Regions from separate parts of the Homo sapiens genome. Here all the other regions are linked to region 3. The links are chromatin loops, found by intact Hi-C in ENCODE. Cell type or tissue: heart right ventricle. All regions are shown on one strand.

What was found. Hi-C counts contacts between places; a loop is a spot of excess contacts. Peaks named below come from ENCODE experiments on the same cell type or tissue, not always from the same donor. Only the 100,000 strongest peaks of a DNase experiment are listed, where the experiment ranks them.
Region 1: it touches region 3 in a loop (2.5-fold over the local background); 13 of 110 quality-filtered maps call a loop at or near these places.
Region 2: it touches region 3 in a loop (2.4-fold over the local background); 12 of 110 quality-filtered maps call a loop at or near these places.

What each region holds. Positions count from the first base shown.
Region 1 is chr12:3,309,564-3,317,563 of GRCh38, reverse strand. It overlaps LINC02827 (long intergenic non-protein coding RNA 2827), which reads right to left. Exons shown (of 5, transcript NR_187483.1): 3 at 563-735. The region is part of intron 1 of LOC100128253 (a long non-coding RNA gene); the gene reads left to right. Among named protein-coding and RNA genes, the nearest start is that of LINC02827, 13 kb to the right of the region's middle. RefSeq lists a silencer at 3,696-3,745 and an enhancer at 3,774-4,973. In heart right ventricle, a CTCF peak has its summit at 3,760; DNase peaks (open chromatin) are centred at 2,093 and 3,410; H3K27ac peaks cover 2,287 bases.
Region 2 is chr12:3,767,668-3,775,667 of GRCh38, reverse strand. No RefSeq gene overlaps it. Among named protein-coding and RNA genes, the nearest start is that of CRACR2A, 19 kb to the right of the region's middle. In heart right ventricle, no CTCF peak of the experiment used is centred here; a DNase peak (open chromatin) is centred at 3,561; H3K27ac peaks cover 492 bases.
Region 3 is chr12:3,676,880-3,684,879 of GRCh38, reverse strand. CRACR2A (calcium release activated channel regulator 2A) reads left to right here. Exons shown (of 20, transcript NM_001144958.2): 5 at 4,531-4,642; 6 at 5,782-5,965. Among named protein-coding and RNA genes, the nearest start is that of CRACR2A, 72 kb to the left of the region's middle. In heart right ventricle, a CTCF peak has its summit at 3,410 (motif pointing right); DNase peaks (open chromatin) are centred at 49 and 3,385; H3K27ac peaks cover 1,871 bases.

The DNA of each region.
Region 1 (8,000 bases), 370 kb after region 3:
TGGCTCTGGTGAACATTCTCATCACCGTCACCATGGCCAAGCTCCTTTGAGAAGAGACCTACATAAGTAAGAGTTATTCTTGGGCCCACTGCCCCCAGACCCCCACAGCCTTGGCTGGGCCACATCCTCTAAAGAAGCTGGGACTGGTGGGAAGTTCGGGGGAACCTGGGTCCCTGGACCCGGGAACTGGACTGCATCCTCCCCTCATTTCTCACCCACATGTTCCTTTCTGTTGCTCCACCAGCCACCCAGCCCCACGGTGGGCCTTGCCTCGTCTGTTAGGTGGTATTTTCATCTTTGGTCAGATGACAGCCCCCATGCTCCAAAAATTCTCCTGCAGCCAGGGCTTGGAGAATCCCGACCCCTCTCTGGCATGAACCTCTCCTCATCCAGGGTGGCTTGTGTGGTAGAGCCAGGGGAATGGAGAAGATGACCTCTGAAGCCTGAAGGCTCTTTGGGAAGCAGGACACAAACATCCTGAAGAGCCAGCCTTGAGCTGGCTGCACAAGAGACTCATAGACTTTGCGTCAACATCCACCTCTCCAGGCTGCAGTGGGTGTACCTGTTCACCACCACCTCCAGCAGCACTGTCGCAGCGGAGCAGTTCTTACAGCCAATGAGCTTCCACACCACCTCCCTGCAGTTCTCTGCAACCGAGGCTCCATCCTGCACTGATGGGCTGCCTGACACGTCGGCCTCAACAAGCATTTCCAGCACATTCTCAGCTTTCCTGCTCTGCTGGGCAAAACACAGGGTGAGAAGGGGAGAGGAAGAACGGGACTGTGGCCCAGTTCTAGGCTTGGAGTCTAGCGAGGAACACCAGGTGCCTGCATTAAAAGGTAAAGGACCGTGCAGGTGGTTTGAATTTGTGTTTGGATTTGGTCAGAGGCTCTGACCTCTCTGGGCCTCAGGACTTTTCCTAACCTTTAGGCTGCCCTGTTCTTGGTATCTCCTCACTCTTGTTCTTGGTAGCCTTCCCTACCCCCCATAGCCACTTTTGTCCTAGGATGAATTATCACTGCGAGGGACACACCACTAGTCCTGCCCTGGGGCCCTTGCCACTGCTCTTATCCCACCTTCACCACCTGCACAGTCCCTTCTGTCCACCTGTGTGCACAGGTATCTGCAGGCTGCACCATCTCTGTCCAAAGCCTGTAAGAAGACAGCCACGGGAATGTCTAGTGCTTTCCAGGGGGGGCTGGGAAGAAGTGGCAATTGGTCACCTCCCTATACCTGAATCCACTGAGCATCCTCTGAGTCCCCTGCTCTGTGTCTCCCCATGGGGCACCTGGCCCCCATCCCCCCAGCCTGCTGGCCAGGCCCTGCTGCCCTCTCTGGGTGCTGCCCTGACTCAGCCCATTCCAACTAAGTTCTTAATAGTCCCAGCTTGAAGCTCAGTGGACGCCTGTCTTGGGCGTGTAGTTCTGGAATTCTGTTCTCCTTCCAGGCCCACCCCCCACCACACACACACACACACACACACACACACACACACGTTCCTCTTAGACCCCAACATTTGGGCTGGCGCTTTGGATGGCCTCAGCCACATTTTCTCTTTTTTTCCTATTTTATTTTTTGAGAAACAGGTCTTGCTATATTGTCCAGGCTGGTCTCAAACTCCTGGACTCAAGCAGTTCTCCTGCCTCAGCTCCAAGTTGCTGGGCTTACAGGTGTGAGCAAGTGCAACTGCTCAGCTGCATTTCCTTGATGTGCTTGTAGAATACCTCCTGCTTCCCCAGCATCCAGTTTGCTCCCTCCCTGCCTCTTCCAACTTAACCCTCACTCCATCGCATCTACAGCTCTCCTTACCCCAGCCCTGGTCCTCTTCTCTGCTCCCAGCCCCCCGGGTCAGGAATGTATGTTAGTATCAGAAACTGGCCAGAGCTCATCCTCTTGTCCTCACTGTAGAGCTGCTCCCAGTGGAATGGCTGAGTCCCAACCTCCACCATAGCTGCGGCTGGATAGCCCAGGGTGTGAGCCCTGGGCTGGGGCCAGGAGGGGTAGAGGTCACCTTCAGCCTTCCGACAATGACATCTTGTTACAGGAATGGCTTGAGGCTTCCAAATTCACATCCTCTGGTTTGCACAAACAGGCCAGGCAGCTGCACCTCTGAGCTGCCTCCAGTCCATGGTTAATTGCCAGAAAATAATTCGCCCTGAGGTCATTGCCGTTTAAACAGCTGGCTTCGTCTTTTCCTGTTTGGCCGGTCGTTCTGGGCTCCCTGGCCCTCCCTCCACCTGCTTCTGTGATCCTCTCAAACACAGCCGGCTGGGAGCCTCAGGCTGGGCTCTTCTCCCTCCAGCTTAACTTGGCGACGTCTTGATCCTTGTGTTGTGCTGATGCGAGGCTGTTCTGGGAATAGGCTAGTCCCTCCACCTTGTCGTGACCTGCCTGGACACCGAGCCTCCACCATCAGGCTATCACTTGCAGGAAATTTTGCAAACCCTGTGTCTCTCTAATCATACAGGATGGTTGGAGAGACAAAAGAGGAAAATGAATGCTTCCACGAAGCTCCCTCTTTGTGGCAGAATCAGTCCAATGGAGAAATTCTGAAATTCCAGTTTTACAAAGTTCTTCAAACTTACCTCAAGGATGGCACCAGCTGAAGCTCAGTTGCCCTGTCTCTTATGCACCAGTGCATCTGCCCCAGAAACTCTTATCTGGGGCTCAGTTTGCCCCCATGTGGTATAAGTCCCTCCAAAGATTCCATTTCTAGTTACTCGTCTCAATGTCACAATGAGAAATATTTCTGCATATTTCCTGCAAAGCGTCTCATTAAAGAAAGTATTGGTTTGATTCAGAAAATGCTATGCTGTTCCAGCTTCACTTTGGATCTATAGTTTTAGAAAGTATCCAACTCTGCTTCTAGTTTAAGCTGCCCTGTTAAAGAGTTAATGGAAAAAACCCCACTATGGTATGAGGAAGGGGTGGGAATTAACGTTTGGGTCCCATTCTGTGCCTAAAACACTGGTTCCCTCTATGTTTTGAGCCTGAAATTGAGTCGTTCTTATGGAAGGCAGATGCTAGAGGAGCTTTCTTTGGGATTCTCATTACCCGTTTCCATCAGACCAGGCCATTAGATGGTTGCTTCTAGAAGGATGGTGCAGCCCTGAGTCTGCAGGGGGCAGACCGGTCACAAAAACCAGAGTGGAGCTGGGGGTCAGACTGGAGTTCATTGGGTAGGTTCAGTTCACACCCTGGTGCACAGGGTCCACGAAGGCACAACAAGGCACAGGTGAGAGCCAGGAGGGCAAGCAGGGATCCAAGTGTACACAGCCCAGGGAGCAAGACAAGCAGAGAGGCCTGGAGCCAGAAGGAGGCTCGGAAACAACGATGCCAGCAGTGAGCTCACGGGTCAGAAGCTTCTGGCCCAAGGCTTTATGGAGGCCATGCCTGAGCTGAATATTGGTGGCTGAGCAGCCAATAAACGGAACACAGATGGGGCCAGGGCAGGGAATTCCAGGCAGGAGGAACAGCCAGAGAGCAAAGGCAGGGAGGCTGGAAGCTTTGCTGTGTGAGGATCTGTGTACACACAGGGAATGCTTCACAGGCTGTAGAGACAGTGACTAGCTTCTGAGATCAGAGTAGGCTGGGCTGAGTAATGGGAAGGGTGGAGGGGGCAGAGACCCACATTACAGCCCGTGGCCCTGAACCCAGGACAAGCCACGGGGGTGGAGGAGCAGGCAGGAGATGCTCCACCACTGCTGGCAAGGAGCAGGGCAGCCTGCCCAAGGGGGTACTGCCTGGAGCATCACTGACTTACCCCATCTGCTGGCGAGGATACAGAAGCTCAGCCCACAGGGCCACCATGGATGGCCCTAAAGGTTGTGTCCTATGCAAGGGGACCACAGAAGGCTGGTGCCCTGGACAGTTGGCAAGAGGCTGAGCGCAGGGCAGTGAGGGATGCTCGTGTGCCTGGGGAAAGCTTCCCTGGGCTTCCCTTTTTTTTCTCCATCTTCACCCTCTCACCCCTCACCCCTCCTGACACCCTGTCCCTTGGGGGAGCACCTAACACCCCTGTGTCCACCTGAACCACACCAGCCCTAACGTGCTGAATCCCCGCTAAATGAGCCCAGTGCTCATCCATCCATCCGCGCATCCGTTGTTCAGTGGGGAAAGTAGCACGTAGCAGGTCCGAGCACAGGCTCTGCAGCCAGAATTCCTGGGTTCCATGCCTCACCCAGCCACGTATTTGCTGTGTGACCTCAGGCAAGCTACTTAGCTTCTCCACGCACGTGTGCTCATCTAGAAAACGAGGCTGATGCTCGTGCCCACGTGGCAATGTGATGAGTAATGCTAGTACTCATCTCTGAGGGTGGATGGGAGAGACACGCAAAGTGTTTGCAAGGGGGCCGGCACCTGGGAGCACTCATACATGTTGGCTGTCACTGTCATGGAGCACCACCGTGTGCCGGGCTCTGCTTGGTGCTCCTGGGCTGCTCACATGAGCAAGGTGCTGACTCTGCCAAGGAAGGGTGCTTTTTTTTTCTTTTGGAGAAAGAAAAGGGATGCTTTCTGCTGCTCCCGCCCTGAAAACACTGCGTGCCCCTCTGCTCTTCTCCTACTAGGCTTGAGAAGCAAGACCAGCACACCCTGAGTTGGGGTGTTGCCTCCTAAGCCACTGGCCAGCAATTCTGGGGGGGGGGGTGGGGACGCTGAAGAGAATGCGGGGCTCTGCTGGTGCAGCATGGACCCTCCTTGGTCTGGTGAGCTGGGAGAAGCAGGACAGCATGGGGTCCAGTGATACTAACCGTGTGGAAATAGAACTCCTCCAGATTACAGGGCACCTGAGAATTTCTTACTGACTTTTGTTTAATAATTCAAAAACACATCAAATCAAACTTAATCAAGGCAAAAGCTGTCTCTGGAGCCTTCTTCGTGCTTCCTGGAGTCAAGCTCTTACAGAATCACGGCAGCACCCCCCTCCCTAGCTCACGAAGGAAGCTGGAGGACTCCACAGCTGCTTCAGGAAACAGACTGTCCCCAGGGAACCCTTCAGAGATCTTGGGACCAGACAGGATGTACCTGGACTCCTGGAATTCCCTCTCCAGCCTCCAGGTCCCGTGAGGATGTGAGCTGGAGCAGTACGGGCTTCCCTGATCCTTCCTGTGTCCAGGTGAGCAGCCTCCTGCCACAGAGCTGCCCTCCCAGGCAGGCACAGCGCACAAGGCCGTGCATGCTTCTGTCCGTGTTCCGTTCCTGGCTCCTCGGATCTTCCATTTGTGCCTCCCGTAGTGTATAGGGGCACATAAACAAATCAAGTCCCAGCGTCAGCTGTCAATGTGTGGCCCAGGGTTTCTCAACCTCGGCGCTACCGACATTTGGGGCCTGATGATTCTTTGCCGCAGGGGACTGCCCCATGCGCTGTAGGGCGCTCAGCAGCATCCCTGGTCTCTACCCACTGGTAATACTCCTTCCCCAGCTAATGACAACAGCAAAAGTCTCCAGACATTGCCAAATGTCCCCTGAGGGCCAAATCCAGCCAGGTTGAGAAGCACTGGTATAAATTTAACTAAGGTAATTGTTCTATGGTACTCTCGGAAGTACCAGAAAAAGATGAAACTACTGCCCTCAGTGTGGGGCTGGCACGCTCCCACGGGTTCCTGCTGCCTCCCAGGTGTGCTTTGTAAGACAGCGCACGCCCACACCTTAATCAGGGGATGTTCACCAAGCATGCCTCTACACTGAGCATGCACCAGGCACCGTGGAGGAGTGTGCTGGTCCCCATGCCCAGAAGCTCACAGTCATTCTGGGGGGACAGTGGTAACACCTGAAACAAAAGCAACTGATACAGGGCAGTGGGGGAAGTTGTGCCGTTCATCCAGTGGAGACCTACACCCAGGAATCATGCAGCAGGCATGCGGAGGGACACGGAGGCGGAGCCCCGCCTAGCTGAGGAGAGAAGGGGCAAAGCAGAAAGTGCTGGTGTCAGGAGACAGCAGATGACACGCTGCAGGCATTGGAGGGCAGGGAGTAGCCATCGCTGCTACCTGGCATGGCTTAGTGGAGCCATGACTGAGCTGAGCTGGGTATTGAAGGACAAGGAGGCACCGGCTTTCCAGGCAGTTGGGGACGGAGAGAGCAAAGGCCTGAAGGCTAGATGCCTGGCCTGCATGAAAGGAGCTTCATAAAGCAACACGAGGGATGTTTCTCCGCTTTGCAGACAGCCAACATGTGCCGCGGGAGCCCTGAGATGATTCCGATGCACGGAGGGAGCCGGGAAACGCTGGGTAAATGCAGGGTAGCGGGGCAAAGGTGGATTTGTTGGCATCTGTGCTGTCACACAGCTAAAGGCCCAACAGCCCGGCCCACTGCCCGGGAGTTCTAGCCAGCCTCAGTGCGGGATCCAGATGAGCAGGGCTCTTGGCCTGCTTCCTGGGGCTGTCACACCAGGAGCCGTGACTCAGGGCCTCCCCCACCCAGGTGAGTCACACACCTGCAGCCCTCCCGCTGCGGAAGCTGCTGCCTGGAGCCAGCAGCTGGGGCCACCCAGCCTCAGTCCCTTGAAGTCCCAGGCCAGCCCCTCGCTCCCCTCCCAGGTGTCCTTACATGCTGGAGCCCCTTACTCGGGAGGCTGTCCCCACACCCCTCACCCCTGCCCAGCACTCGCCCCCCCCTCCTCCTCACCCCTCCAGCAGGTCGGTAGCCTGTGTGATGCCTCTGACCGGACTTTGCAGCACTGGCGGGTGCTAACAGCCTGCCATTAAACTTAAGCGGTGAGGTTGTGTCTCTCCCTTCCCATCCTCCCTGTTCCCCACCCTGTCTTGAATAGCAACCAGGGCAGGGACTCCCAGGGGAGCAGCGTGACGCTGCCACCTCTTCAGGACTATCTTCTGGGCCTGACTCCCAGCCCATGGTGGTAATAGAAGGAAGGTGGTGAGATGCCAGGATGCAGCCCTCCCTGCTGCCAGCGGCCTGGGTCTCCCGTTCAGTTACAGACGCTGCAGCACCTCACTCCCTCTAGGTTCTGGGCGGCAGCAGGGAGTCGGCCTGTGCACCACAGTGGGAGGGGAGGGCAATTTGGAGCCAGCGGGAAAGGCACCCATGTCAGAGAGGAGCTGTGGGGCCCAGCAGTGCGGGGGTCTGGGAGAGCCCCTGGGTGCGGGTGGAAGCAGCCACACTCTGTCTGATGGGCCAGGCGGCTCCCAGGAGGGTGAGTGCTGGGCTGCACCAACCGCACCTGCCACTGGCTGACAAGGACCACACACCTCATGCTATGGGACCTCAACTTCAGGGAAGTCAGGAGGCAGGGCAGACCACTGAAGCCTGTCCCTCCCACCACTTCCCTGTTGGGTGCCCCCATCCACTTGGGGTGGGCAGAACCGGCAGTAGACATCTTCCCCATCTGCTGATGAGGACAGGGAGGCACAGCCCACAGTCAGGGCCACCGTGGATGGCCCTAAACGTTGCGTCCTATGCAAGGGGACCAGAGAAGGCTGAAATGCGGGCCACTCGACTCTTTCTGAGCCACATTTTTTCTCATTGGAGCACATTTTTCTAATTTACACCAAGGCACTAGCAGCCACCCGACTGGAGTCAGCAGATGGTGGAGACTAGACCCAAGGCCAGTTCATGGGCATCTCTGCCAGCCTCCCTTGGCATTCAGGCCCTACTTTTCAGGGGCTCCCCCAGCAGAGGAACCATCCACAAACCCTCGTCAGCCTCCTGCCTCAGCTTCCTGGGGATACCACTCAATACCACCCACAGACCCAGGCAAGCGGGGCCTTTGCCTGGGCCGCACTCAGCCCTCCTTCCTCCACACCTCTCCCCATGGAGCGGAAAGTCTGTGGGGCTGAGAGATGTCCCTTTGTGGAACCTGCGGCTCCCTTTCCCCACTTCTAGACCTCCTCCCAGGAACCCAGGAGCTTGGAATCCTCTGTCCATTCAGCCTATGCATGCAGCATCTGCACAGGTGTCCTGGAGCTGACGGGACCCCTGGGACGTGCCCCTCTCACCTGTACCCACACAGCACCACACCCAGCCCTCTCCACGGGCTCGGC
Region 2 (8,000 bases), 91 kb before region 3:
AGCAGTAAAAGGTATTTCTTGGCTAGATGCATAAGCATGCCACTGATGTGATGCGACATTCAGGGAGAGGAGCAGGATAAAGCAAGGGGGAGTGCAAGAGCAGTGAGGCTAGGGAGAGTTAAGCATGACAATAACTTGATCTGTAGAGCTGGCTAGGGTTCTAAGAACACTTTGCAAGTAGAATTAGATTGTAGATATTTTCATTTGACATCTACGTTTTTGAAATTTAGGCATATTTTAAGACATTATTTCTGAGTCTAGTTGCTTTCTCTAATTCTATTTCCAATTCTCTGTTTCCTCTCTTACCTTTAGAAAAGTGTTTGATCTGATACAATCAAATAAAATGCCGTAAAGTCAATATCACGGTTTAATGGTCTGATCAAGATTTTGCATTTTCCCCATATTTCCAATATAAAGTTGTTTGAAACATTTAAAGTCTCCTGAACCACTTGACTTTTCACATCCTAAACATACTTTGAGCCCAGTTAGTGAAATTCACTGAATCAAAGAAATGGAGAGTATTAGAGGTGGATGGGCTTCAGAGGTATATTAGTCAGTTCCCACACTGCTATAAAGAATACCTGAGACTGGGTAATTTATAAGGAAAAGACGTTTAATTGACTCACAGTTCTGCTTGGCTGGGGGGCCTTAGGAAACTTACAATCATGGTGGAACGTGAAGAGGAAGCAGGCACCTTCTTCACAAGTCAGCAGGAGAGAGAGAGAGAGAGAGAGAGCAAAAGAGCAAGGAGGTGCCACACTTAAAACCATCAGCTTAAACCATCACACTTAAAAACCATCATGATAGTGAGAACTCCCTCACTATCACGAGAATAGCATAGGGGAAACTGCCCCCATGATCCAATCACCTCCTGCCAGGTCCCTCCCTCGACACATGGGGATTAGGATTCGAGATGAGATTTGGGTGGGAACACAGAGCCAAACCATATCAAGAGGTCATTTAGTTCAGCTGAGGAGAAGAAAAGTCCCAAGTTAAATATAGCTTGCCAAGTGGCTGAACTAGGAAAAGAACTCAAGGGATATTTCATCAAATCCATTGAGCAGCACTGAATTTGAACCTCAGCTCCTGATTGCAATGGAAGAAGTCTTCAGAACGCTGGTGGTATGTTTGTGCTGCTCTTTTCTCCACACATTAGTTCAGTTGACTTTTTTTTTTTTTTTTTGAGACGGAATCTCACTCTGTCACCCAGGCTGGTGCAGTGGCACGACCTCGGCTCACTGCAAGCTCTGCCTCCCGGGTTCATGCCATTCTCCTGCCTCAGCCTCCCAAGTAGCTGGGACTGCAGGTGCCCGCCACCATGCCCAGCTAAGTTTTTTTTTTGTGTGTATTTTTAGTAGAGATGGGGTTTCACTGTGTTAGCCAGGATGGTCTCGATCTCTGACCTCGAGATCCGCCTGCCACGGCCTCCCAAAGTGCTGGGATTACGGGCGTGAGCCACCGTGCCCGGCCCAGTTCATTTGACATTTCTGACTATCACAGGCAGCACCAAACCTCATCCTTTTCCATTGCAGAGCTGTTCCAACTGCTGCCTTTGGATTTATGGAGAAATGACTGCATTTAGCAAAATATGTCTGTTTTTTTTTAATGACAGTCTTAAGTCTGACTGATTATATTTATCCCCATCTCTGTGTTCTTCTTTCTGAAATACACACCTCTCTCTTCTTTTCTTTTCTGCTTCCATTGAAGGACTTTTGGCCCAAGTGGGTGTTTGTATTCATTGCACCAGCCAGCCCAAGTAGTCTAGGGAAGGAAAAGCTGATAAAGATTTTGCATATTTGTCAGCCTTCTCAAGGTCTTCCGACAGTCTGCCGGGGGCTTCATTGTTCCTTCATGGGGTATTACTTAAGAATCTTTGTCTATACAGCGGAGTAAGCAGTGATGAGACAGATCCTAATGCAGCACAGGTGCACACCCCCTGTTTGTCTATCGTTGTGCTAACAGCAGAACCAGCCCACCCAGTATTTAAAACACTAAGCAGAACCACCCATCTGAAGGGACCATGCATTGTACAAAAAGCTGTCCTCATTCTCTAAGCTTCCAAAGAAACTGCCTTCTAAGCAAGGCACGCCCTTGGCACCTCTGCAGGTGGACAGATCTTTCCCCCATAACCCATACATAGCTCTGGCCACCCAGGACACCAAAAGAGAGAGTTCATTTTCTGTTCACAGCCCCTAAACTTTAGTCTCAGGACAGAATGGGGCCCAAAGGTCATGCAGTACAACCATTTATATTCTTGTGATCACACTGGAAGGTTCTCCATGTGTAACTTATGGATCTTGCCAAGATAGAGCCTGAGTCTGTGTCCCTATTATTTAAATGCCTTTTGAGTCAAGGAAAGGTTAACACTGGCTGTCTGGAGATAAGTCCAAGTTATAACTGGCATTCAGTGTCTACATAATTTACTCCAGCATGTATTTATAGACTTATCTGCTTCTGCTTCTCAATCCAATTTCTGTATTTTAGCAAAATAATATTATTTTTCTCTCAAATTCACCTTGTGCGTTTCCATTTCTAAAAACTTCTTTCTCCAGGCACATGTTATTTCCTTCCATCTATATTTCTCACATTCCTGCAATCTGTCAATCAAAATTATATCCATCCCTAAGATCTGATTCAAATCACGCCTTCTCCAGAAAGGCTTTCCTGATCGTTCTAGCTAAAAGGCCTCTCTCCTTCCTCGAAACTCTGATATCTCAGTTTGTCTGTCTGTTATCACCTTACCTTATAGCTTAGTTATTGTATACTCACCTTCCCTACCTCCTGCTTTAGTTAGACTGTAAACTCTCTGAGGACAGGGTCATTCTTTTTAATCTCTGTATCCCCCACAGCCTCTAAGACAGCCTTTTGCACTTAATAGGAGCTCAACAAACATCTGTTGGGAAATGAATGAGAATCACATAATGAGTAGTTAAGGAAACATGAAATGAGTAGTTAAGGAATTTTAGAATCCTGAAAAACTCAGCTGGTGACTGGGTCCCGAGTAAAAGAGAAGAGCATGAGCAGGAAGTGAGCTGGTTTGATCCCTCTTTGGAGGCAGCCAGCTGCAGCCCCAAAGAAATCTATTTCGTTTAAAAAAACAAAAACAGCAAACAAAGTTGGCAGAGGAAGTGATGACGTCAACATTCCGTTTCTGCACAGATGTATCACTCAATTAAACTCAATAGCTCAAACACCAAATTACTACATCTTCACCCCTCATCCTCCACCTAGCTTTCTCAAAACACACACACTCATGCCTAGGGGACAGACAGCAAATATGTTTTAGAATTTTGGTAGGTATTCTTGGTAGGGCAGAAAGTGTCATCCAGAATTCTCTCCTCAGGTACTATATGCTGGGAAAATGGGGATAGCAATATGTGTGTGCAGTGTTTCAGTTCTTTTTTGGTAAAGGCCAAGATTGTAGATAAAAATTCATTTTAGTTGGATTTCTGCCATTACTGGTATCAAAAATAACTCCATTTTAGTGATGCTGAAAAGTACTGAGCAGGTGGCTGGAAACCTGGCACACTGTCCCAGAGATCCTGGCAGCAAACTCTGAGAGTGCACAGGGACATTGGATAGCTAGACAGGGCATGGCCCGAGCAGGGTTGGCTTTGACTGGGGCTACATGCAATCAGTGTAGGTCAGAAGGAAGGAGAGAAAATTTATGTCACAACAAGATGTCACCTACACAGTTGAGGAGCTGGTCATTGCATGTCCAGAGTTCACACCTCCATTGCTGAGTCAGTATTGAGAGTCAGGTTGCTTTGTTTTGTCTTGTTTTTGTGTGTTTTTTTTTGTTTTCACAGCCTTTTTGAGGTGTCATTTATATACCTTATACCCATTGCAAGTATACAACTTAATGATTTTTAATAAAGGTATAGAGTTGTATGACCATCATCACAATCCAGTTTTATTACATTGTCATAATCCTAAACATTTTATTAAGCTCATTTGCAGCCCAAACCAACTTCTACCCCACCTCCCCAGGATAATCATTAATCTGCTTTCTGTCTCTATAATTTGCCTCTTCTGGACACTTACTATAAACGAAATCATCTAATATATACTCTTTGCATCTCTCTTCCTTTTTTTTTTTTGAGACAGAGTTTCGCTCTGTCGCCCAGGCTGCAGTGCAGTGGCACGATCTCGGCTCACTGCAAGCCCCACCTCCTGGATTTACACCATTCTCCTGCCTCAGCCTCCAGAGTAGCTGGGACTGCAGGCGCCCGCCACCACGCCTGGCTAATTTTTTGGTATTTTTTTTTAGTAGAGACTGGGTTCACCGTGTTAGCCAGGATGGTCTTGATCTCATGACCTCGTGATCCGCCTGCCTCAGCCTCCCAAAGTGCTGAGATTACAGGCGTGAGCCACTGCGCCTGGCCTACATCTGTCTTTTTTAGGCATACTTTTTATTAGGTTCATTCATGTTGTAATATGTACCAGTATTTTACTCCTTCGTATTGCTGAGTAGTATTCCATTGAATGAGTATACCATATTGGGTTTATCCACTCACCAACTGGTAGACATTTGGATTTTTTCCAGGTTTTGGCTAGTACAAATAATGCTGCTATGCACATTCAATTATGAGTCATTGTATGGAGATGTTTTCATTTCTCTTGGATAGATTCCTCAGAGTGAAGCCACTGAGTCTTGGGTAAGTTTTTGTTTAACTTAAGAAAGAACCAAAGAATTTTCCAAAGTAGCTGTACCATTTTCATTTCTTCCAGGAACATGCAAGCATTCCAGTTTCTCCACACCCTCACTAATACTTAGTATTACCTGTCTTTGAATATAGCACTCTACTGAGCATATAAGAGTATCACATTATGTTTTTTTTTTTGAGATAGAGTCTCGTTCTGTCCCCCAGGCTGGAGTGCAGTGGTGCGATCTCAGCTCACTGCAAGCTCCGCCTCCCGGGCTCATGCCATTCTCCTGCCTTAGCCTCCCGAGTAGCTGGGACTACAGGCACCTGCCACCACACCCGGCTAATTTTTTGTATTTTTAGTAGAGACGGGGTTTCACCATGTTAGCCAGGATGGTCTCGATCTCCTGACCTCATGATCCACCTGCCTTGACCTCCCAAAGTGCTGGGATTACAGGCGTGAGCCACCGCGCCCAACCCACATTATGATTTTAGTTTGCATTTCCTTATGACTAATGATGCTGGGTGCCTTTTCATGTGTTTATTTGCTATTAATATGTCTTCTTTGGTGAAATATTTATTCAAGTCTTCTATCATTTTTTAATCAGTTGTAATTAAAATTACTATAATTACTGAATTGTAAAGCTACCTTTTATATTCTGGATACTAGACCTTTATTAGATATATGTTTTGCAAATATTTCATCCCAGTTTGTGCTGGTCTTTTAATTTTATTAGGGTTATTTTTTGAAGCACAAAGGTTTTTAAATTTAATAAGGTGCAATTTACCAATTGTTTCTTTTATGGATCCTTCTGGAGTCATAAAGATTTGCAGAAGATTTCTCAAAAATATTTTTCTCCTATATTTTCATTTAAAAGTTTTATAGTTGTAGCTCTTCTACTTAAGACTGTGACCCCTTTGAGTTTAAGGAGAATGTAAGAGAAGGGTCTAAGTTCATTTTATTTCATATAGATATCCCTACCCAAGCCCCTACTGTGGAACAGACTATCCTTTCCAAATCGAATTGTCTTGTCCTTCATTAAAAATCAATGGACCATAAATGTAAGCTTTTGTTTCTGGATTCTAAATTCCATTTAAAAAATCTGTATGCTTGTCTTTATGCCAATACCACATTGCCTTTATTACAGAATAAGTTTTGGGCATTGCAAATCATCCAACTTTTTTCGCCTTTTATAAAATTGTCTTGGCTATTCTAGGTCTTTTGCATTTTCGTATAAATTTTAGGATCAACTTGTCAATTTCTACCAGAAATCCTGATGGGATTCTACTATGTTGATTCTATGGATCAATTTAAGGAGAAGTGATATCTTAACAATGTTGCATCTTCCAGTCCAGAAACATTTCATCTTCATTTATAAAGATCTCAGTTTGGACTTAGTTTGCTATTCTTTTTCTTTTTCTAGTTTCCTATAGTGGAAACTTAGGTTGTTGGTTTTAGATCTTCTCCTTTTCTAATACATTCATTCAATGCTATAAATTTCTCTCTAAGCACTAGTTTCACTGCCTCCCACAAATTTTTATGTTTTATTTAATTTTCACTTAGTTCACACTATTTTTAAATTTCTATTGAACTTCTTTGGCCCATGTATTTTTTAGAAACATATTTTGAGATTTTCTAGCTGTCTTATGTTATTGATTCCTCATTTAACTCCATTGTGGTGAGAACATACTTTGAATGATTTCTATTCTTCTAAATTTGTTAAGGTTTGCTTAATGGCCTGGAATGTGGTCTATCTTGTTGAATGTTCATGTGAGCTTGATAGGAATGTGTACTTTACTTTTGTTGGATGAAACATTCTATAAATCTCTATTAGATCCAGTTGTTTAGTGCTGCTATCCGGTTCAACTCTATGCTTATTGATTTTCTGCCTGCTGAATCTATCAGTCAGTCACTGAAAGAGGATGTTGAAATCTCCAGCTATGTTAGTGGATTTGTCTGTTTCTCCTTGCAGTTCCATCAGTTTTTGCCTCACACATTTTGACTCTCTCTTGTTAGACGCATACGTGTCAAGTATGGTAGTCCTCTTTGAGAACTGGTCCCTTTACCACTATGTAATGCCCCTCTTTATCCCTGTCAATTTTTCTTGTTCTGAAGTCTGCTTTGTCTGAAATTAATATGGTTATTATAGATTTATTTTGAGTAATGTCATCATGGCATCTTTTCCTCCACCCCTTTAATTTATTCTATCTGTGTCTTTTTATTTAAAGTGAGTTTCTTATAAACAGCATTTAGTTCAGTCTTGTTTTTTAAATCCATTGTGACAATCTCTGTCTTTTGTTTACTTAGACCACACTTTTTTTTTTTTTTTCTGAGACGGAGTTTTGCTCTTGTTGCCCAGGCTGGAGTGCAATGGTGCGACCTTGGCTCATCGCAACCTCCGCCTCCCAGGCTCAAGTGATTCTCCTGCCTCAGCCTCCCGAGTAGCTGGGATTACAGGCGTGCACCACTACGCTTGGCTAATTTTGTATTTTTAGTAGAGACGAGGTTTCTCCATGTTGGTCAGGCTGGTCTCGAACTCCCGACCTTGGGTGATCTGCCCACCTCGGCCTCCCAAAGTGCTGGGATTACAGGTGTGCGCCACTACGCCCAGCTAATTTTGTGTTTTTAGTGGAGACGAGGGTTCTCCATGTTGGTCAGGCCGGTCTTGAACTCCCGACCTTGGGTGATCCGCCCACCTCGGCCTCCCAAAGTGCTGGGATTACAGGCATGTGCCATTACACCCGGCTAATTTTGTATTTTTAGTAGAGACGAGGTTTCTCCATGTTGGTGAGGCTGGTCTCGAACTCCCGACCTTGGGTGATCCACCCGCCTCGGCCTCCCAAAGTGCTGGGATTATAGGTGTGATCCACCACACTTGGCCTTGTTTCTTATTCTTAAGCCTGGCTTCCTAGGCTTCCCGGCCTAGAACACACATTTAAAGTGATTTTTGATATAGTTGGATTACTGTCTATCACACTTCTAACTATCTTCTTTTTTTTTGTACTTATTCTTTGTTTCCTTTTCAAATTTTCCCCTTTCCCCACCTTCTCTGAGTTTTATTGAGCATTTTGTACGATTCCATTTTCTTTCCTTTCTGCATATCAATTACATTGTAAAAAATATTGAGTGGTTGCCCTAGTGTGTATAATGTGTGTTTACAACTAATCTAAGTCCACTTTCAAATATTTATCTATAATTATATATTCTTAATTTCTCCCTCTTGTTCCTTATTGCATTGCTGTCACTCATTTATCTATATGTTATAATCACCTAATACATTGTTATTATTATTTCTTTGAACAAGTTATTATCCATTACATCAATTAAGAATAAGAATAGTAAAGGATTGTATT
Region 3 (8,000 bases):
CTTAATTCTTTCTTTGGGCATGTGTCCTGGCTCCCCGCAGTCTGTCTGCAATGACAGGCAGCTCTGACTCTCTCTCTTTCTCTGGGCACAAGCGCAAGCATGCCTGCACAGTGTCAACAGGACAATTATATCTTTTACAGACAATAGTGGTGTACAGCCAAGTGATGGCCTTCTCATGTTATGGCTACATGGCTGTGATAACAAGTGGAATTATACGCCTGCACTCTAAACTTGCTGACTCACGCAGGATGTAAACATTCTACCTCGGTCTATCTTTGACCAAAGCACAGCCATATTCCTTACACAATGTATGGAGGCATTTTTTATTGAAACGACTGGTGAGGGAAGTGCTGCTGGCGTTTAGCAGGCAAAGGCTAGGGATGCTGCTACATATCCTGTAATACACAGGATGGTCCCTCCCCTGCCTTCCCCTCCACTACCCCCTTAACCAAAAATTGTCCATTCCAAAATGTCGGTAGTGCCAAGGTTGAGAAACTGTGGCCTATACCACGTAATCAGCCCAAGCCAAGCACATCAAGGTGCAAAGCAGGATAAAGGTTGATCCTGCCCTCCCACCTCCCACTCTCGTCCTAGAGAGATTTGGTATAGCTGAACTGTACCACAGGGAAGAGGGTGGTTGGTGCTGGAATGGGGGTCTGAAAAGAATGCTGTGATTGCCCCAAAAGGAGGGACAGTGTAATTCTGGACATAAAAAATGGATATCCTCTGATTTTTTCCTCAATAAAAATGTCATGGAAGCATGTTTGAAGCTGTGCAACCATACACTTTAAGCTACATGGGGTATGTTACTGGGCTGGTGACTAGGAAGGTAAAGGAGCCTGGCTGGAGTGCAACAAAAGACATCACTTTCCCGTGGCTCTGGGGCATGAACTCTCAGTACTGCTGCTGTAGATGCCTCATGTTCTAGGTTCTGGAAGGTTGCCAGTCACTATGAGTCTTGCTGAGAATTAGCAGTTGGGCTGGTCAGGTTCTGGAGTGTGTGAGGTCTAGACCAGCACTCTGTACATAGGAGCTCAGGGTCTCCTGCCATTGCTCTTAGTCAAGCGCTTATCTATGCCTTCCTTCAACACTTATCTAAATAGTCCATGTTTGTCAGCATTGGGCTAGATCCTGGGGACACAACAGTGCCTAACGAATGAGGTCCCTGTTCTCAGAGCACTGAGGGAGCAGACGTTCATCAATGAGTCACATCTATCAGTATATAAAATGCTAATTGGGAAAGATTTATGAATGAGAGAAAGGTAGTTTGGGGAGCTTGTATAACCTGACCTAACCTGGGGAGGTGCAAAGGCCTTACGGAGGAAGTGACGCAGGAGCTGAGAGTGAAGAAAGAGTGAGGCTGGTGTTTAAAGGAGCCAAGGAGTTCTCAAGAGCTCCCAGGGCCATGGGCAGTACGAATAGGAAGCTGAGTTCCTCCTCATGCCTCTCTTTTTCCCTGGCCCACCCTTCCAGGTGTGTGAAAAGCTGTGCGTGCCACAGGATCTCTGGAAGGCTGGGTCTTGGTGCTGGCAAGAGAGACTTTGTGTTCTGATTTTGGTGGTGCTGGTAGGTGGGTAGGTGTGGGAGGTAATGAAGGTGAGGGAATAACAGAATGAATGCCCTGGAGAACTATTAGACAGTTGCTCAAGCCCTGGATGGAAAATCAGTTCTTTTCCCAGCTGTGGTCTGCACTGTGACTTTAGGCTAATCTCAGAGCCTCACAGGCCTATTGCACAGTGGAATAAATAATCTTGCTCCCCTCCACCCTGCTTATCTCACTTAGTTAAAAATGTAGGCCAGGTCCAGTGGCTCAAGCCTGTAATCCCAGCACTTTGGGAGGCGAGGCCAAGGCAGGTGGATCACAAGGTCAGGAGTTCAAGACCAGCCTGGCCAAGATGGTGAAACCCTGTCTCTACTAAAAATACAAAAATTAACTGGGTGTGGTGGTGGGCGTTTGTAGTCCCAGCTACCCAGGAGGCTGTGGCAGGAGAATCACTTGAACCCGGGAGGCGGAGGTTGCAGTGAGCTGAGATCACATTACTCTGCTGGGTGACAGAGCGAGACTCTGTCTCAAAAAAAAAAAAAGTAATAATAAAAATAATAAAAATAATGTAAACAGTACCAGGGGACCATACCAGAATAAGCTGGTTTTCTGTGGCTCTGTAGGCCCTGAGCAGAGCGATAAATAAGAGATAATTATGGTTATTAAGACTAAAAGATTTTTCAAGGAGGGCCAACAAAACAAGGTGAAAGAATCAGGTGTAGTGAAGAATCAGGTATAGAATCAGTTGCAGAGAAGGCTGAAGAAGCACTCAGCGCTGACTTGCCAGCACTTGAGTAGTAAGAATTACTTGGAACCTATAATATTGCTTTCCCCATCTTTGCTGACAATGGGAGGAGGAAACTGACTTGAGATGTAGACAAGAACTGGGATTAGACAACAGGGGGATTTGGGGTTCGAAGTGCTGCTGGATTCAGGAATGGTGCCTAAGGTGAGCTGTGAACTAGCCTCTCCTGGTTCATGCTAACATGAGAAAAGTGTGTGGGGTGTTTGAGTGAAAGGCATGTTGAGGGTCCCGTTGATCTCTGGAATTTTCTTGCAGCTCATTTCTTGCTCCAGCCCAGTGCGAGAGACCACATTTTGAATCAGATCCAGCAATCCTAGTCTGAGGGTGGGGAAGGAGGAAGGATAATCCAAAGGAAGGACTGGAATGTGAGCGTGACAGGAGCTTGCGCTTTTACCCTACCTCAGGTGTGATGCTTCTTATTTCCAATGATGCTAATAAAATCCCTGCTTGCAAAATTGACTCTCTCCTCACCCGTGTTCTCCTACTGTAGCTTTTGAGACAGCTGGTTTATGGATTGTTGATAAGTCAGAGATTCTGCTGAATGCTAAGCAGATATACTTCCAGAATCTTTGCACACTCTCTCTCACTCTCCTTCCTTTTCTGAAAAGCCCATTCATATTTAATTCAATTCTTCTAAATGGCTTCCACATCAGCCTGTCTTCCCACTTTATAATGCATCATAGTCTCCCTTAATGCATGTACCTGCCAAATTAAGCTTTATGGCTTATCAGCTAGAACTGCCATAGGATCAAGCCAAGTATTCTTGCCAATTATGTTATGGGCTTTCACACCTGCCAGCTCTTTTTTATTGTTGAGGTTGGTATATACCTTTCTTCTTACAAAGCCCCGCATTCATTGTTTTCAGCTGTCAGTCACTTCCACACTGGCAATTTCGCACGGTTACCGCTTAGGTAACTGGGAGGAAGGGAGAGGATCGGCTGAGATATAACTCTCTGGGGAGTTCTCATTTGGAGACCTAGATTATTTGGGTATGAGGGTACACTTGCTTCATCTATGCAAGTTAGCCTTGGCTTGGGGCCATTGCACATCGGGCAGAAGGCCAGAAGGGAGCAGCAACAGCTCAGCTGCTTTGCTCTTGGGCCTATTAATTGTTCTCTGCCCTTCCCTCCTTATGAGGTCTGAGTCTGCTCTAGACTCAAATCCAGCGATAACCTCCTCACACTATCTTGTCCAGTCCCCCTTTAACACACAAATACTCTTGGGGCCTTGATACCTTAAGCCAATGGCAGTTGAGATCTTATTAGGAATTCCTTACCAGTCAGCAGGGAGCTGGAGTGGAACCTGGACTCGGGGCCTGGGTGTGGGTCACTCAGAGGTAGGAAGGGGGATTATCCCATATCCCCTCAGAGCTCAAGCACCAAAATGTGTGTCCACAGACACTTACAAATGCAGTGCTGAGGCAATGGGACACCAGGGGCCTCCAGCAGGAGAGGCCTCAAGTAAGTGACCCGCACCCGCATCGTGGTACGGGAGAGGAAAGGGGGCTTAGGGAGAGCAGGGAAGACAGGGTTTGAAGCCTGGCTCTGCCACGTACTTCCTTGAGGGGCCTCAGTGGGCCATGAGTCTCTCTCTCTCTCTGCCTCCCTACTACTTTATATTGAATGCTTTCTGTATGCAGGCACTGTTATATGCTTTACATTCATGATTGCATTCAACTTTACAGCACCATGCTGTGTGAGTATTATCCTGAAAGTATTTGGTCCTGTACAGTTTGAGTCCTTTACAGATGTTGAGAGTGCTGGCTTTGGAATCAGAGCTGGATTTGACTCCTGGCTATGTCATTACTAGCCATGTGACTTTGGAGCAGGTAATTTCACCTCAAACTTCATCTGTAAAACAGAGATAATAGTGCCTAGCTCAGAGTGTTGTCATGGGAATTAAATGCAGATAGATAAATAAATGCATATTTACATATTTGTTTATTTATAAATCACCTAGCAAATGGCCTAGTACATTCGTAGGCACCCAATCAATGGTAGTTGTGCTAACATGCAAAGGAGGAGAGGGATGGTGAAGCAGTCTGGATGCAGAAGCTTTCTACTGGCTTTTGTAGGACTGGGCCGAACTCTAGACACTTTCTGGCAGAAGGCTCTGCAGTCCCAGGTCACCTCCCCCACCAGTGAGTGTCAGTGTTAACCAGTACACTCTGGGTTGTTTTCAGAGGCTGCATAAGGAGCTACCGCTCAGCCTGGAGGAACTGGAGGATGTGTTTGATGCCCTGGATGCTGATGGCAATGGCTATCTGACCCCACAGGAGTTCACTACTGGATTTAGTAAGTTCTGATGGGTGCTGGGGACCTCAGGGTTATGGGTCTACCTAACACTGTATAAGGTGCATTCCTGTCCCTTGTAGACCTGGGGGGCAGGTAGTAAAGCTTTCCTGCCCTCCTTTCAGGGACCTGGAGCTCAAGGTCTCCAGGCTCTAGATTGCTTGGGCCTCCTCACATGCCCGTCTCAACTGCTTACATTGCCGCTTGCTCAGTGCCCACTGCACTGCCATTACCAAGCTCCCTCCCACTGGGACTGGCAAGGGAGATGGACGGAAGCTCTGCAGAAGCCATAGCATAAAAGGGGGAGCTGTGATGAGATTTGCAGCCTCTCCTTTTCTGCCTTCATAGAAAAATGGCCAAAAGGTGGGACAACTGGATGGCTCATTCCAACCCAAGTCTGGCTGAATTTTCCAGGTTGAGGGATAACAGCTATCAGAGGAATTTCTAGAAGGTTTGAACAGACTAGACATTCTCAAGGTAACCAGGAGGAAGAAGAATCGAGATCTATGAACAATATAAAGAAACCAGACACACTATCCTATCAGATACATCAAAAGCCATATATCTGCCTTATGTGTGGGGCCATATAATTTTCTTGTAAGTATCTGATGCCTTTCCTGACCTTCAGGAGCTTCTAATTGACTTGGGAGGATAAGACAGACTGCTGTAACACTGGACAGTATGAGTATGGAGGAAGTACACTGGAAACTGTTAAGGAGCTTGTAGATGTGAAGTCTAGTGATGCTAGCGGGAGGATGACTAGGATGACAATAGGAGCCTCTGCAGTCAGGGTGCTGGAATGCAGTGCAGGGAAAGGCCTTGTTGCTTAAAGAAGAAATCAACGGAGATGCGTTCTAAGCCAGATGTTAAGGGACTGAGAACCACAAAGGAGACACCGTATCCGTCTTACATTCTGCCATTCCCAGATTCTAGCATCACTGATGGGGTGTTTGTGGAAGTGGAAAAGTCACAGAATCTGGAACGTGTCCACGGACCCATGTCCATGGATCTTTGCTGGAGGGGCTTTCCCTTCCCTTTCCTTCTCTCAGATGAACCTTCAATGATTCCTGGCAGGTGAGAAAGCTGAGCTCTTCCTGGATGGGTATGGTCTAATTCGGATCCTTGTGCCCTGCACCCCCCAGGTCACTTCTTCTTCAGCCAGAATAACCCAAGTCAGGAAGATGCAGGTGAACAGGTGGCCCAGCGCCATGAAGAGAAGGTGTATCTGTCCAGAGGGGATGAGGATCTGGGCGACATGGGCGAAGATGAGGAAGCCCAGTTCCGGATGCTGATGGACAGACTTGGAGCCCAAAAGGTGTTGGAAGAGTAAGTGGTGACAGTGATTTGTAGAACGGAGACCAGCCTGGTAGGAACCTCTTCCTGTGTCCATTCAACAATTAACATTTGTTAACCATGTGGTGCTGGTCCCTGCACTGGAATGCAGTGCAGGTAAAGGCCCGCTGGTTCTGCCAGTGGGGGCCTGTCCTTTGTGATGACCTGGCTGTGTGTTGGGCTCTGTCTCTGCTGTTTACATTTTTTTTTCTTTAGGAATCATTCCTATTCTCCTTCTCTCCCACCCCCTCTACCTTCCTCACTCCTGGCCATGCATTATCCCCCAGTCCTTGGCTCAGCCTTGCTCCTCATGAGGCACTCACACATCAGAGGTCTGTACCATGCTCTCAGGGTTTTTCATGGAGTTCTCCCTAAGGCTTCCTATCACCATCAGCTCCCCAGCATCTTTACCTCTCCTGGGTCTCTAGAGCTACGGTGCCTCCCAGCTGCCCCAGCTGTGGGTGCCTTCCTGGCCAAAACCCATCATGTGGAAGCATTTGCACACGGTATCCTCGGCAAACCAGGCTTGTGCAGGAAGCCAAGGTGGGAAATGAAGCAGTTTTTAGCAGGCCACTACTTGGAAAATTGTAGATGGCTGAGATCTCAAACAAAACATAACTACCCCTCCACCATTTTTTTTCCTAAAATGTGCTTTGGAATAGACACAGGGATCTAAGCCCTGACATTGAAGTAAAGTAAAATAAAATAAGGAAAATGTGGTGTTACAGCTAGTAGAAACCAAACAGAGGGCCTGAAAAGCATGTAATACCTTCTGCCCCTTTAGCCTTTGCCTTTGGCCTTTTTGTTTTGGGGTCCTTAGGTCTTGGGTTAGATGTATGTTTCCTGTAGTGTGGGAATGCCCTACTGATTACAGCTGACATTTCCTGAGCTTGGGAAGAGAAGGGGCTAGGGTGGAAAATGATAAAAAGGAGACAAGAGAGAAGAGGCCTATATACGATTTGCAGGCCGAAGCTCTGTGAATTTTTCAGCAAACAATTTGGTAGACTGTGGCAGAACTGGGAAAGGCTGGCGAAAGTGTGTTCCAGGCAAGAAAGGGATAGGCAAGTGCCTGGGGAAGATCCTGGTGGGGGCGCTACACAGGAAGTGGAACTCAAGACCAGCAGCAGTAGCAGGTTTGCTGAAGGCCTGGAAGGGGCTGCAGCAGGTGTCGACCACAGAAGGTGTAGCTGGCAGGTGGAAGGGGCACAGGTGGGTGGGAAGCTCATTAGTCATACACCTGACCCAGCTTCTCCAAGGACAACAGGCCAGAGCACAGAGACCATTCCTGGTGACAGTGTGACACCTCCTCCTGGAGAAGGGGGAAGGAGAAGGCAGTGCAGGTGAGCTGAGGCACCGTAACGGAAGGAAGGGGCCTCTCTGCCCAGCCCTCACTGCAGGGTAGCAGCCTTACTGGCAAGGTTCTCAATTAGAGTCCACCAGACGTGACTCTGAGGACCTATAGTAAGGCAGTGCAGAACTGAGCCAAAATGAGATGTCCCGAAGAAGAGGAGGTTTTGTGGAGGTTTCAAGAGTGGTCTGTAAAAGATGATACACAGAAGATGGTGACCAGCCACTTCCATCCTCACTGAAGTGGGCTTAGATTGCAGCATGAGGGAAACATTCACGGCTGTGAGACCTCAGATAGGGAAATAGAAAAGGCTATGAATATTTGAGGGCTCTTTAAAGATTTTGCTCACCAAAATGATTTGTGTGTTGTTCTGGAAGCAGTGAAATGGATTGATAAACCTCCCAGAATCCTTTCTAGCCTATACTCCCATATCCTCCCAGGAGGGGTGGCCTTGGTGTGTTCTAGAAGTTCGAGACTGGGCATCTGCACTTTGACTTTTCTTGGTGGTCCGATTGGCTAAGCGATTTGGCAGCTTAGTGAGCTTTGGCTTGTTTTTCATCAAAAGTTGAAAGACTTGTCCCTTCTCCAGAAATCTGGGGCAAGTTGTTGTTGCCATGACTAAGTAGTTCAAAGAGTGTTGGAAGAGGAGCAGGTGGGTCTGCAAATCTCACTGGGGACTTG